Linked DNA regions of Homo sapiens: all the other regions are linked to region 1. A link is a loop called in an ENCODE intact Hi-C map of the cell type or tissue named here. Cell type or tissue: GM12878. All regions are shown on one strand.

Evidence for each region. A loop is a pair of places that touch in the nucleus more often than their neighbours do. Peaks named below come from ENCODE experiments on the same cell type or tissue, not always from the same donor. Only the 100,000 strongest peaks of a DNase experiment are listed, where the experiment ranks them.
Region 2: a loop joins it to region 1, with 2.8 times the contacts of the local background. A loop is called at or near these places in 4 of 110 quality-filtered maps.
Region 3: it touches region 1 in a loop (22-fold over the local background); 43 of 110 quality-filtered maps call a loop at or near these places.

Annotation. Positions count from the first base shown.
Region 1 is chrX:112,639,719-112,644,718 of GRCh38, reverse strand. The region is part of intron 3 of LHFPL1 (LHFPL tetraspan subfamily member 1); the gene reads left to right. Among named protein-coding and RNA genes, the nearest start is that of LHFPL1, 38 kb to the left of the region's middle. RefSeq lists enhancers at 604-653, 3,122-3,171. In GM12878, a CTCF peak has its summit at 2,179 (motif pointing right); DNase peaks (open chromatin) are centred at 858, 2,177 and 3,165; H3K4me3 peaks cover 248 bases; H3K27ac peaks cover 2,496 bases.
Region 2 is chrX:112,054,131-112,059,130 of GRCh38, reverse strand. The region is part of intron 1 of TRPC5 (transient receptor potential cation channel subfamily C member 5); the gene reads left to right. Among named protein-coding and RNA genes, the nearest start is that of TRPC5, 26 kb to the left of the region's middle. In GM12878, no CTCF peak of the experiment used is centred here; a DNase peak (open chromatin) is centred at 2,050.
Region 3 is chrX:111,867,260-111,872,259 of GRCh38, reverse strand. The region is part of intron 3 of TRPC5 (transient receptor potential cation channel subfamily C member 5); the gene reads left to right. Among named protein-coding and RNA genes, the nearest start is that of TRPC5OS, 6.4 kb to the left of the region's middle. RefSeq lists a silencer at 3,411-3,460. In GM12878, a CTCF peak has its summit at 2,502 (motif pointing left); DNase peaks (open chromatin) are centred at 2,329 and 3,199; H3K27ac peaks cover 784 bases.

The sequences.
Region 1 (5,000 bases):
TTTTGATTTTCCTAAGCTTGCCTGGGCACCTCACTTTGGCACTCTGACCCTTAGTTTCCTTGTTTTCACATAGAGAGCATTGGACTAGATCGATAAGTACTCAGAGGCCCCAGATACATGCCTAGCTCCCTGTGTTGTGATATGCCTACTTTTATGGTGAGGTCTTTGATCTAATTTCACGTCTACCTATTTTGTATTTAAATAACAGAAGAGCAGATATCAGGTCCTCTTAATGTGTACACACACACACACACACACACACACAAACAGGAGAAATATATGCTAATTTGCTTGACTGTAGTAATCATTTCACTATAGGTATATAAAAACATCATATTGTATATGTTAAAAATGTACAATAAAAACTAAAGCAATCTACTTAAGGCATCCCTTCTAGAGGAGAGGAGCTTTTTAGTAATACCCACCCCATCAAGATTAAGTTATAGAGGAAAAGAAAAAAAAAGAAAGTAATACCCACCCATGGAAGGAGGGGCCAGAGATTGGCCAAAGGGATTGTCCAAAGCAACTCATCCATAGGAGGCCATCCGCCCCTCACAATTTTCCTGCAGCATCAGCTAGAATGCCCTGGCAGGCAGTCCTTGAAAATCCATGGCTTAGGTGTTGCTTAAGATTTTTTAGTTGCCCATCTAGCCCACACAGAGAGGAGTATCCAGCCAGAGAAGAAGCTGTGCTGAGCTGGAGCAGGCAGTGGGGGAATCAGTCAGTTAAAAGGCAACTTAAGCAGCTGCTCTGTGAGGAGGTAGTTGGTATCGCTTCTGTTTTACTCATGGGGAGCTGAAACTCAAAAAGGTTTGATGACTTGCCCCAGAGGTTAAGTTTGTGACAGGACATGATTTCAACCGCACGTCCGTAGTGCTTGGCATGCTCAGTGTTGCACTGAATGGAACGAACAAATTGTAGGGTGGCTCTGTTGCTATCTGACTGTATCACCATAGATAAGTAATTTCACTTCTTTAAACCTGTTTCCCCACGACTAAAGTGAGGATGATAATACCTACTGATATGGTTTGACTCTGTGTCCCCATCAAAATCTCACCTTGAATTGTAATAATCCCCACGTGTCTAGGGCAGGACTAGGTGGAGATAACTGAATCATGGCGAAAGTTTCCCCCATGCTGTTCTCATGATAATAAGCGAGTCTCACAAGATCTGATGACTTTATAAGCATCTGGCATTTCCCCTGCTTGCACTCATTCTCTCTCCTGCTGCTCTGTGAAGAGGTGCCTTCTGGCATGATGATAAGTTTCCTGAGGCCTCCCCAGCCATGTGGAACTGTGAGTCAAGTAAACCTCTTTTTCTTTTTTTTTTTTTTTTTTTTTGAGACGGAGTCTGGCTCTGTAGCCCAGGCTGAAGTGCAGTGGCACGATCTCGGCTCACTGCAGCCTCTGACCCCCAGGCTCAAGCAATTCTTCTGTCTCAGCCTCCTGAGTAGCTGAGATTACAGGCATGCACCACCACGCCCGGCTAATTTTTGTATTTTTAGTAGAGACAGGGTTTCACCATGTTGGTCAGGCTGGTCTCGAACTCCTGACCTCGTGATCCACCCGTCTCAGCCTCCCAAAGTGCTGGGATTACAGGCGTGAGCCACTGCGCCCGGCTTTTTTTTTTTTTTTTTTTAAATTACCCAGTTTCAGGTATTTCTTCATAGCAGCATGAGAATGGACTAATATACCTACCTTCCAAAATTGTTTTGGCCATAACATGACAACATGCAGATAAATGTGCTTTATGAAAACAATGCTCTACAGGTACAAGGCATAACAGATTAGAAAGCTAATTTACCATTAGATTTTCTCACTGATCATCTTCTATTAAAAATAGTGAGGTGCTTAAAGTAATGAGACTCTATACATCCCATAGGCCACTAAGCTACTTTCATTTTGAATAGAAAAATAATGACGGTGCTTATAAACATTTCTATCTTTTCTGACATAGTCTGCATGAGAATGAGGTGCTCACCCCTGGAGTAGTTGGTGACTAAGGTGACTTCCAGCTTGGTGACTCCAGAGGAAAGCAAGGCTGTTACAATAGCCTCAAGGTCAGGTCTTCTGATTCAATTGGCCTTATTTTCACATTGCCTTGCAGAGGGCCTAGTAGGCTCAATGACTGGAAAAATGAATGCAGAATTGTGAGCCAGTTGTCTATGCATGAGACGACCACACGATGGCAGTAAAGTCAGGTGAATTCATTCTCTGCTGCTTTCTCAGTCCTGCCTCTAGTCCTTAGATCAAAGAATGTGAACACACTTAATTCCTTGTTTCTGTTTCTTCCAGTTAATGCCTGGGCAACATGGTGAAGCCCCGTCTCAACAAAAAATATAAATTTTTATTTATTTTTTTTAATATTTTTTGTTGAGACGGGGCTTCACCATGTTGCCCAGGCTGGTCTCAAATTGCTGGACTCATCTAAGCTGCCCAGCTCGGCCTCTTAAAGTGCTGGGATTACAGGCATGAGCTGCTTGGCCTGACATTAACTGATAGTATTACTATTGTTATTAGTATAGGTTGGACAATATAGAAGGTTTTTTAATAAAGTGAAATGGGTTTCAAACGCAGGAACCAGGAGGAAAACTAGGGTCAACTGTAATCCCAGGAGCAATTCCCTGGCGAGGCTAGAGTTACAGGGATGAAAATATATGTTATATCTGTGTTCTGTGTCATATAACTTTTTCAAATCATTGTCACCTAGCCTCACCCTGGTGAACTGTGAGAAATTATGAGAAAGAGACAAATGTATCTTTCAAGTGAAAGCTGCTAGCACTGCATCAAGCACAGTGTAGGTTTCCAAAAAATGTGGATTCCTCTTGCTTTTCCTCTGAAAGTTAGACTGATGTGGGCTAATGATATGGTCCTATCCAGTGGTTCCCCATGGAAATGTGTATCAGAATCATCTGGGCCTTCTCCCCAGACATACTAATTTTGTAGATCTGGAGTGGAGCCTAGGAATCTGTATTTTACAGCTCTCTCAGACACTTTTGGGAACTTGTTGGACCAGTTGGGAGTGTGTTGAGCTGAGATAAAGAGGATCTGAGAAGTATTAATTATTCTAGGCATGGTGCTAAGTGCTTTGTATGTGTCATCTTTTTGGCCTTCAGAGCTGCTCTGTGAGATAGGTGGTATCACTTCCATTTTACTCACGGAGAAGCTGAAACACAGAAAGGAGAAATGGCTTGCCTCACAGGTTCATTTTGTGAAAGGACGTGATTTCTAGCACAGTTCCCTGTAACTCTCATCCCAGACTCTTCTCCCTGTACCACACTGACTTCCTGAGCACACACAGACCTGGGCTCAGTCTCTATTTTCTCTAAGTGGGGACCTTGGTCAGACACTTTATCTGGCTGTTCGATTCTTTCCTCTATAATAATTCCTGCCTCTGGCTGGGACTTGACGAATGAATAAAACAAATGAAAAATAAATAAATGAGATAATGGATCACAAAATACCTTAAAAATGATAAAGTACTAAACTCATATTGGGTGGTATTATTTGTGGCATTTGTCATTACCCAGGAACCTTGGACCTGGAAAAGTCTCTGTGGTGTATATCCGTTGGCTGATAAAGCATGGATGGAAATAGCTAATGTTCAAAGCTGGCATTGCTGGTATGGGGCTAATTTAATGGCTAGAATGAGGGAACATGCACTTCTGAGTCCTGAGGTAAATCAGCTCACTGGGTCTGGCTTTCTAGCATTCTTGAATGTTCAAGGATTATGTCAAAAATTAATAACAGTCACTCAAAAAGCATATTCTGAACATTCACTGTATTCAAGATGCTGAATAAGGCATTGTAAAAACTACAAAGAATTTAAGGATATAGTCTTCAACAAGCCTGTAGTTAATTTGAGGAGACATGATCCATACACACACACACACACACACACACACAGATGGAATCTAACAAAAGCAGCCATAATGATGTCAATCACAAATGTGTAGTGTCGTCAGAAGGAGTAAATTACTGTTGTTACGCTAAGACACACAATGAGAACTCTAGAATCTATCTTCCTTCTCTTTATGTAAGTTCTCATCTAGGTTACTGAAAATAGCCCCTGACTCTCTCTCTCCCTGTTCCACAAAGGTACTGCACATCAACGCCTTTATCTATCTCCCATCCTGTGGACAAACTGATGTTTCTAAAATGCAAATCTGATGTCATTATCCTTCTTTAGCAGTGGTTCCCCATTGCCTTCAGGATAAAGTCCAGATTCTTTAGCAAGGCCTACAGGGACTCTGGCTATCACTTCCATCACCACCCTGTCTTCTTCTCTTGCCCAGCCACCTCGAAAATACCATGTTCCTCCACCCCTTTGCAACTTTGCATGTGTTACTCCCTTTGCTGGGAATGCCCTTCTTCCCTTCCTTACCTAGCTAACTTCTTATTTTTCCCTGAAAACTCCCCAGCTCCTTTCAACTGGATTTGATATCTCTCACCTATATCCTTGTGGCAGTCCATATCGGAGCGCTTGTCACACTAATAGTCTATTTCCTTGTCCCGTTTCTGCTTCTGGCTCCCTTTCACTCATCTAGTTTGTTGATCTTACCTATGAGAAAACAATATGTTTACAGAGCTTACTATAGTGACTGGCATATAGAAACATTTAACCAATATTAGCTATTACTATTCCAGTAACTGACTTATTTAGCTGAGAAAGTTCAAGTGGAAGCAAGCAGAGGACTACTGAGCAGATGTTAGGGGAGAGGAACCAATTTCCTAGAGGCTAAGTGTCCTCAAGAGCTAGCGCTGAATCGAATACATCCAATATTTGGTCAGATGGGTTTTAACCCGTCTCCTTGAGGAGAGCGCCCAAAGCTCTTCTGAGAATCTGCTCCAGGTGTAGCTGACAGGCTGTATAAAAGGCAACACGGGGTGACCCAGAAGTGTTTTTCAGAGGCAGCTAAAGGTAAATCTGGAGAAAGACCTAGAAGCACAATTTAACTTGGCCTGAGACATGGAAGATGAGCAGAGTAGCTAAAACTCAGG
Region 2 (5,000 bases), 590 kb after region 1:
ATTGTTAAATCAGAATTCAATGTCACTTTTTGAGAATGGAATTAACATGATGGAGAGAGTTTGATAAAGAGTATCTTGGTAATCCTACCTGTTGTGTTTGAGAGACAGGAAGCCTAGTGGTTAAACCCAGAGGCTCTCGAGCCAGTCTGTCTGGGTTCTTCTAATTCCAACTCTAAGGTCATCTGTGAGGCCTTGGGCAATTTGCTTAACTTTTCTGTACTTAGTTCCTTCATCTGTAAGATGAAGATCATAAGATCCACCCTATAGTATTGTTGTGGGGCTTAAATATGAAGCACATAGAACAGTGCCTATTATGTAATGAGTACTCAAAAAGATTATTAAAATGCTTTCCTCTTAAAAGCTTTTAAGAATAAGAATAAAGTTGATGCTCACTGTTTAAAGATTTGAAGAAATCTTAAGCAAGTCACATCGCTTTTCTGAGTCTTAGTATCCTCTGTAAAATGGGATGATGAGAGTATATGGCAAGATGTTTCAAGCATTTTTTTGGTAGTACAACCTTTTATTCAAGATTAATTGATGCTTCTTTTTATTTAAATCTTGGTATAAGGGAATAATATCCTACATATGCCTTAGATACTTTTAGTCCACAAGACTGAGAGTGACGCTTTCCTCTGCTATTTCTTGGTTTCTTAACCCTATGACACCAGAGGCATGGAATGCCCCCAGCTTATCTGCTCACACCAGCTGTTAGGGGACAGTAGAGATTTTCCTTTAGAGTGAAAGCTGCAACAAGCATCTGAGAATAATTTGTTATTTATCAAGTGTTTCCTTTTGTTCACCATCAAACCTGACACTGGTCATTGGAATCACACAAACCAGCTGGTGAGTAAAAACACTGAGTTTAGTTTTGGCTTGCTTCTCATCCTGGCCTGTTATACTGAATGTCAGGGTAAGTCTGCTCTGAAGCCTAGGTGACGAGCTCCAAGTTAGGAGAGAAAACTCTAATATTATTCTTTCTTCACTGGGTAGGGGCTCTGGAGAAATCACTTTACCTTTGTAAGTCTGAAGAAAACAGAGTTTGCAATCACTGTCCCTCCTTCTCTCACAAAGACACTACACAGAGAGCAGAAACAAGAATAGACCCAGGGCTAGAGAAAGGGCAAGCAAGAACAGGCATAGGTGGTGGTCTCTCTCCATTACCATCTTTTGAATAAAATGTTTCTCCAACAGTGGACCACTAGCCCCCTGAAATGAAGCCATCTTGGGTGCTTGCTAAAATATTAGATTCCTAGGCCTCACCCAAACCCACTGGATCTGAATCTGTGGTAGTGGGGACCAGAAATTTGAATTTTAATAAGCTCCTTTAAGGATTCATTTATCCACTAAGAAACTTGCTTAAGAACCACTGGTCTAGTCAATCACCAGCTCTTTGAATCCATCTGGAAACGATGATCATCTATTTGAGATCTCAGTTATGGACAAGTTAGTTATGCACAGAAAATAAGTGTTAATTGTAGCTGGAGATGATTGAATGGGGTAAAAGGGAAGATTTTCTGGCAGTGTGATTAGACACATAGGAACGTGGAATCAATAAAAGCTGTAGAAACTCAGCACACATTTCTGTTTTGAAAATAAGATGACTAAGTTTGGTAATTCAGGGAAAAGCTTGCACTATATGAAGCTTGAACTACCTGAAGGGAGGTTCATATTTCTGTCTCCAGGAATAATAATAAAAAAAGTGTAAGCAAAAACATCCCTTTAATTGTGCTGTATACATTTCTTGAGTCCCTTGAAGCCAAACAAACTTATTTTACCACTAAGGAAACTGAGGTTTAAAGAGAAAGTCATTTTTCCCGGGTCACATAGCTAGTTGATTGGTTACAAATCTTTATTAAATCAGTCATTGATGGGAAGACAAAACTTACTTGATTTGCCTATCTGCCCACATTTCCCTTCCCTCCCCCAATTTTGAGAAGAAAACACTGTTTCTCCCACTATATTTTTGCCTTGCAATTAGGCTTTAATGCTTGTCAGCTGAAGCAGAAACTCTTCTGAGCATTTAGGCAGAGCGTCTAAAGGAGATCTAATGACCCTCGTGACTGAAAGTGAAAAGATTCAAAAACCAGTGTTTACAGATCTTCAGCTGCTCTGATCAAGCCTTAAAATTGCTGAAGCCAGACCTTTGGTTGCACAGCTATCTACAGGAGCAGCCAAGGAAGAAAATGTTTTCTGAATAATTTACAAGATATATGAGTAAATGTGATATTCAATTAAGCATGTAGTCATAGGAAGGAAAATCAAACAATTGAAATTGCCACTCAATGGTTGGCTGTAAATGCTGCCTATGCCGCTACCCCACTTTAGAGATGCCTGCTAGACACTGGCAAGAAGAAGACAGTGCAGTTAATGGTAAAAATGGCCCCTCTCTAAAAACAGAGTTAGAGTGAACATATGCCTTCAACCCTCTTAGGAAAATGAGCCAAAACCAGCCAGTAAAATGTAGCTGCACAGGCTGCCTGGCAGAGAATTTTCATACATTGCTAAGCAGCAAAATGCATAGAACATACGGTGCTATGGCTGGAAAGGACCTTCCAGATCATCTAATTCAACTCCTTTCATTTTATAACTGAAGAAACTGAGGCTTCAGAGAGGGAAAGTGATTATCTCAGTATCACACAGCTGGATAATTGGTTCTAAATATTCCCTAAATCGAACTCCTTGGTGTGGAAGCATGTTTGATTTAGTGAGATGTCAGAATTACAGACCACTTTTTAAAATGCATTTCTTTTAAGAATTCTACGAAGTTTATAGAGTAAATAAGTAAACATGTATCCCAGTAATTCACAACCTTGGCTTGTTATCAGAATCACACGGGGAGACTTTTAAGGTAGCTCTATTAAGCATTCTCATGCAGGGCCACTGTATACAATTGTGCAGGCCACGCACTGCATGAGAGTGTCCACTGATGGAGGTGAATGGGGGCCCAACTTGAGCCACTGCACAGACTTACCAAGCTATGCACCCTGATTTAGGGCTGCACCTGCTCAAAGGAAGATGTGCCTTTCTCTACTTTGTGAAAAGGGTCAATATGGATTAGTAGCAGCACTATATTCTTGGCTCCCCACCTCACAGGTATCACTGCAACTTCCTACTTCACCCTATCTTGATGCTCCAATATACTTTGAATCCTCTCCCACTCCTGAAATAGGCTCAATTGGTGGTTGCCTCTTGTGTATCTCTGGACAGAAAAAGCCCTTTCAATGTGTGGTACAATTTCTCCCTCCCCCTTACTACAACTGTGCAGTTGTTTAATGCAATGACTTTCAAGTTTTCTTGATTTCTAACTCAATTACTAAAAAAACCCTCCCAATATATGTACAAATATATATATATAAATTATATAAATGTAATAATGTATATCATGTATAAACATATATTTATAACTAAACATATGCTACTGTACTAGAAACACACAAAATTCCTTTAACACAGGCAAAAAGGAAAATTTAAAGTATGTAATAAGGATGAAATTAACCATATTTAAAAATAATATATAATAAATATATTATAGTCTGAAAATCTTTTTGGCTTTCACTAAAAAATTAACATTAAACTAATGTCTTTAGAGAGAGAAATGTTCTTTAATAAGCTTCATTTGTTATAAAAAACTTCAATCTTTCATAATGCAGTAATCTGAAGTCCTGATTCTAAATTCAGCAATTTCAATTCTTGGAATTAATGGCTGTCAGCCACCCCCCACCGCCAAAAAAAAAGATACCTCACAAAGACTTGCAGCAAATCTGTTTCGCCTACTTCTTATCAGTTTATTAATTGGAATTGTGCTGTTTTGACTTGGTAATGTGGCTAACAAAGAGCTCATCCTATGAGTAGAACCTTCTAGAAGCAGAATGGCATTAGCTCTGCCATTTCCTTATTATTTTCTTGTGCTTACACTAAGTTTCTCCTCAATCCCTGATTTACTTGCATGAAAAATTGCAAACTACTTGCTCATTTGTGAGGATTAGGTTAATTAAAACTAGACAGTATAATATGTAATTTCACATAAGCAGGCACACACAAACTGCAATATATTTTAATATGAGGAGAGTAAATGAAGGCATGAGGATAATTTCATCAACCCCTCCTTATTCTGGAATTTCCATGCTTCCCTTAGGATCCTTCCCATATTGTTCATGACATGTGACTGGCTTAGTTCCTCCAATTCCCCTCTGAACTCGAGTCCTCAAGTTTCCTCATATCCTGTCCTATGGTAACTACAGGAGACATTACAGCAGTTAGGAGGAAAACATGAACCAGGGAGGACTTCTCAGTGGAGGCTATATCTAAGCTGAACGCTGAATAATGGGGAGGATTTTCAAGGAGATGGAGAGAGAGGGCTTCTCAAGAGGAGGTGACAGTATGAGAAATGTCATAAATAGCAGAGTGGTTATGTTCTATAGGCTTTAAAGACAGGTAGACTTTTGGGTTCAGATCTCTAGTTCTGGCTGTGGTCTTCACCTCTCTCACATGTCACTATTCAATCTCTATACCCACCTCTCTCACGCCCACCCCATGAATCAGAATTTTGGAACATGGCACCAGAGTATCTGTATTTTTTAGGGCAGTTTTGAGAACTGCCATGTATACCATGTTCATAACTATAGTTATGTAGTATGTTTACCCACATCTTGACCCTCTCTCTTGCAGTATTGTAGAGTGGCTCCCTATTACCTATTGAGTTACATCCTCTGTCCAGCCTCCAGCACCCTAACTGCAACCACCTCATCTTGGTGTGCTACCATGTTTCCTTGGGCCCTTCAACCACAACACATTCCCTCCTTTTAGTATTCTTTAACATATGATAATCCCCTACTTTGACAATTCATCCCCTTCCACTACCAATCCACATCACTCCCTTCAAGGCTCTGCTCAGAACACATTGCCCCAAAGAGGTACTCTCCATATTCCTCTGCTCCACCTTGCCTACTTTCTAATCCCACATCACCTCAAAGTGTTATAACATCTTTGTACCACAATCA
Region 3 (5,000 bases), 770 kb after region 1:
TAATGGAAACAGTGCTGATGCATGCAAACTCTGTCTAGGCATGAACTAGGTATTCTAGTTCATTCTGTGTTGCTAATAAAAAATAGCTGAGACTGGGTTATTTATAAAGAATAGAGGTTTATTTAGCTCACAGTTCTGCAGGCTGAGAAGTTCAAGGGCATGGCCCTGGTTTCTGGAGAGGGCATTTGTGCTGTGTCACAACATGGCAGAGAAGGTCAAAGTCAAAGCAGACAGGTGTGAGGAAAGGAAAGCCTGAGGGGCATCCTGGCCTTATCACAACTCACTTTCAAGGAAACAAATCCATCCCTGCGAGAACTAATACAGTCTTACAGGAATGAGAACTCACTCCTGCAAGAACAGCCATTCATAAGGGATTACACCCTCATGACCCAAACACCTTTCACTAGGCCCTACCTCCCAATACCACCACACTGGGGATCAAATTCAAAATTAGTTTTAGTGGGGACAAACAAACCATGCCCAAACCATAGCACATAGAGTGTGTCAAATCACATATACAGTCACTTCAAGACTACATATCCAGAAGTGACAATTCTACATCTCGTAAGTCATAATGATGAAAAGAACTAACATTTATTGAGTGCTTTCTTGTTTAGTTCCTATAGTAATCCATCATGAAAAATAATAACACTGGCTTCCTAGTTGCCAGGCATTTAATTAACTCTCTTAATCCTCATAATGACCTCATGCCATGAGTTACTATTGTAATCCTCATTTTGCCGATGAGGAAACTGAGGGCTGGAGAGGTTAAGTAACTTGCCCAAGGTAATCCAGCCAGGGAGTGGTGGGGCTGGAATGTGAACCCCAGGTCAGTCTGTCTGACTGCAGAGACCAATCTCCTAACCCTACCACACTACCTTATTAGAAACATCTTTGAGCATGCAGCCCACATTATCCTGTTATGATAAAAAAAAAAATGCATGAAAATGCCTGCTTCCATCTATTTGGTGTTGAGAATGTTTCAAAGCACTTTCCCATCCCTGATGCATTTGATCTTCACAACAGTCCTGTGAGGAAGACAGGCATAGGCAACACCACCATTACATAGATAAAGACCAAACACAAAAGCTTGCCCCAAGTCCCACTCCACAAATGAGAGACCAAGCCAGAGTCAGAGTTCAATGTACAGTATACATTTTCAAAATGTGTTCTTTGGTATAGCTAGGGATTAAGTCTCCTCCACCTCCTTCATTCTGATTTCATCCTGAAGATTTGAAAGGAAGTGGGCAGCCCACAGCAGGTCATTAAACCCTCCAGCCAAGCTTTCCTATAAATGTAAAAACTACTTGAGTATACCTCACTTTGTCTTCCACATACCCCAACCCTTCAGGATCTGCAGTACCTGACCACATCCTGTGTCTTGAAAGAAAAAAAATGAGGGACCTTGACCCTTAAAAACTGGACACACTGAAGGTATGAACATATCTCATTGTGGATTTCTCACTTTAAAAACATTTATTGGACAATTACAGGTCCAAAATTCCAAAACCCACCTGGCAGGTGAGCAATACTCACCTGGCAGGGGAGATATCATGATCACCAAGCCCACCAAGTTCTGAAAACCAAAGTTTTTAAAAATAAATTCCCTATCAAACCTCTCATATGGCAGCAAAACCTGACATGCACTGATGGGAGGCAATTTATGGTGTTTATTTATCCCATTGCATCTAAGCATGCCCAGGTTTCACTGCTGAAAATTTATTGTGTTTGATTATAGTAGGGTTGCCAGATAAAACATAGGACATAGTTAAATTTAAATTTCAGATAAATAATGAATAATGTTTTTGTATAAGCATGTCCCAAAATTATAAGGGGCATTTAGTTATACTAAAACATTTTTGCTGTTTAGCTGAAATTCAAATTTAATTGGGCATCCTGTATTTTTATTTGCTAAATTTTGGAACTCTAATTATGGGTGCTGCCTGAAACCTCACTGGGAGTGTTATCTAATATATGGCATAGACAGCATATTACTGTTCTAAAATCTGACAAATTTAGAATTCCAAAACAAATCTGTCCCCAAGAGTTTTGTAAAAGGGATTGTGGACCACTGGACCTATAGCATCCTCCCAGCACTGGGCTTGGTACTTCATGGGGACTCAGCTCCCAAAGAGCAACAACCTCTCAAAGAATTATCCCATCACAATGCCTTGCCTCTTGAGCTTTCATTAGATTTCCCCTCTGCTGTCTTTCATAGGTCATTAGCATGCTTTCTGCTTTGATATATTTATTCTTCAAGGTATTTCCCCTCTAGTGTCCTGATTTAAACTAGTAGGACTGCAACCCACAGCTGACCTAACCACACTTTCTATGATTTCTTACTTGGCTTTAGTGAGTTTCCAGCCTCTCCTGTTCAATTGCTCTGACATGCTATGTCACTTTCTTCCTTCCTGGTAAGAAGCTTTCCAACACAGACTCCCCTTTACTTCCAGAACTCTCCTCTGTAGTAGGCAGTGAGCTCCTACCACCCTCTGCTGCCATCTCATGGCTAGGATAAGCCATTGCATTAGTCTTAATTCTGTTGCACTAGTTCTTTTTAGAGTCCATCACCGCCAACACAGAATTATAACATCTGCCAGGAAACCCCATTGGGCTAATTCTGACTGCTGTATGCACTTGCAAATGGAAAATTATACTTTAAAAAAATATGCGTTCTAAAACAGTTTTCAACCTCCTCCTTCAACCTAGCCTCACCTTCCTCCATTTAGTTCTAAGTAGTGAGGCTTAGCCCTAGTTTGAAATGAAAGATAGGGCTTCCAGTTGACTGATTTTGTGAGTCTGCACCTGTGTTGCCATTGATATTGGCAGCCCAGCTTGGGAACTAAGTCTGCTAGCTAATTGCAACAACAGAGCCAGCTTAGAACAAAATGTCTCAGTAATCCTTGGGTAAGAACATATCTTCTTTTTAAAAAATAAAACTAGCCATGGATTAGTGATCTGAGTGATTAAATATTAAACTGTGCTAGACAGAGAGTACATGTAAAAGGTAGGGGCTATTTCCAATCATTATCTGGACCTAAACTTTTGTCAAAACCTATTTCTTGATCTCAAATGTCTGCTGCAGTGGTTTACAAAAAAAAAAAAAAAATGCTGCACTGCTTAATGAAAGTATGACTCAGCAAGCTCACTACAATGGTGAGGGAAGAAAGGTGCTTGAACATTTCTTCCTCTTCGGGAACTTTTGCATTGCCACTGATTTCCCCTTTTGGGCGTTTTTCTCCTCTTCAGAGCCCAGCTTGATTGGCAACTAAAAACAAAACTCATTCTCTTGAGGGTCATTCCTGTAGAGGCGGGTTTTTAAACACATCCTTAACACACAACCGGACTATCTTCTGAAGAACTGAAATCTAACACAGTACACATTGGGCCCATTTCTATGTGCAGCCATTCACTGAAGGGAGTAGGATGCAGTTCTTAAAAGATCAGTAGACTTTTTCAAACCTCCCAGAAAGGCCCTTACCTCAGATCTTACTATAGCCAGTAACTGCTGTTTCTTCCTGATCCTCACCTTCTCCTCTGGTATAGGGGACGACTCATTCTCACCCTTCAAATTTTCTTTTCCTCTAAATGGACTAAAGGAAGAAGTGTTTACAGCTGTAAGTCTCCCAGCTCAAAGTCAGCTGATTTCTTTTAGGAAACATGGGAACATAACTCATTGCCAATTACTTTAGAGAACCACAGACCTATACTGCTTTATAAACCTCTGAATATTAAACATGTGTCAAGGTGACTTTTCTTTCAGTCTCACCTATTGCACTTTTTTGTACACACCTAAAAACTTAAAATAATCTGAAAATAACCAGTTAGGTGACTTAACTGTGAAACTGACTTGTTTTTATCCTAATGCTTTTCTTGCTGATAGCTTTCCCAGCAGGGAACAGGGTGGACTGAGCAGGGTAACAAAGATATTTCTCCTCTGACCATTGTCCATTCCTAATGGAGCCACTGGAAGCTTACTGCTGTGGCTTTTCTCTACCTCACAGCCTGGCTTATTTCTCAAAAGCCCATCCCCACGACCAGATCCTCTGCTTCTATGAGGGGACTTTCCCTTTTTTTTCATTGCCTCCTCAAGGAGTGGTGACTCAATTAATTATCAGGGAGGTCTATCTGTACCTCATTATTCTTAAATGAGCACTTAAGTACAATGTTTGACATCCAGTAGTCACTCAAATGTTAGATGTTGTTATTATTACTATTTAACCTCTCTGAGCCTCAGTTTTCTCATCTGTAAAATGGATGTAATAATAGTACAAACTTCCTAGGTTTGTTAATACATATAAACTGCTTTTAAAAGTATCCAAAACTTAGAAGGTTCTGTGTACATTTTATCTATGACTATTAAAACTTCTATTAGAGAAATAATTTAAGGACATATAGACTGCAAGGTGAAAAGAGAAACGTGTGTGTGGGTTTGGGGATGCTACGGCGGGGAAGAGTTGTGTGTGGATTATGTGTTTGAAATATGTTTTAGCGGCCGAAGAGAAATGCCCACTAGGCGTTAAACATTCAGGTGTAAATTTTAGCAGGGACGGAATGAAGAATTTTTTCACTTTAACAAAAACAGTAAATGCCTGCAAAGACCTTTGGGGGTAAGAAATGACATATATAGAAGTGTTCCTCCACTTCCTAAGCTTACCGTCTACTAAGAAGGCTGAGTCACTGATTCTACATAGAAGTACATGTAACACAAGGTAGGCTCTGAGAGGTACCACAGGGAAAAAGCAAAGTGGTATGAGCTCAAGGAGAGAGGTCACACCTCTGGCTGAAGCAATCAGGGAGGGCTTCCAGAAGGAAGTGATTTTCTGATTTCATTATTCACCGCAGCCTTTTCTTAGGACTCTAGTGCCTGCTGATTTTTTCCATCTCTGAATGCTCTAAGATCCCAAAGTGTGGTGCCTCATGACAAAGCAGTGAGCTTTTCCTAAAGCTAAATAGATCCAGATTGAATGACTGTCCTTTATTCTGTCCTTTCTTTTATA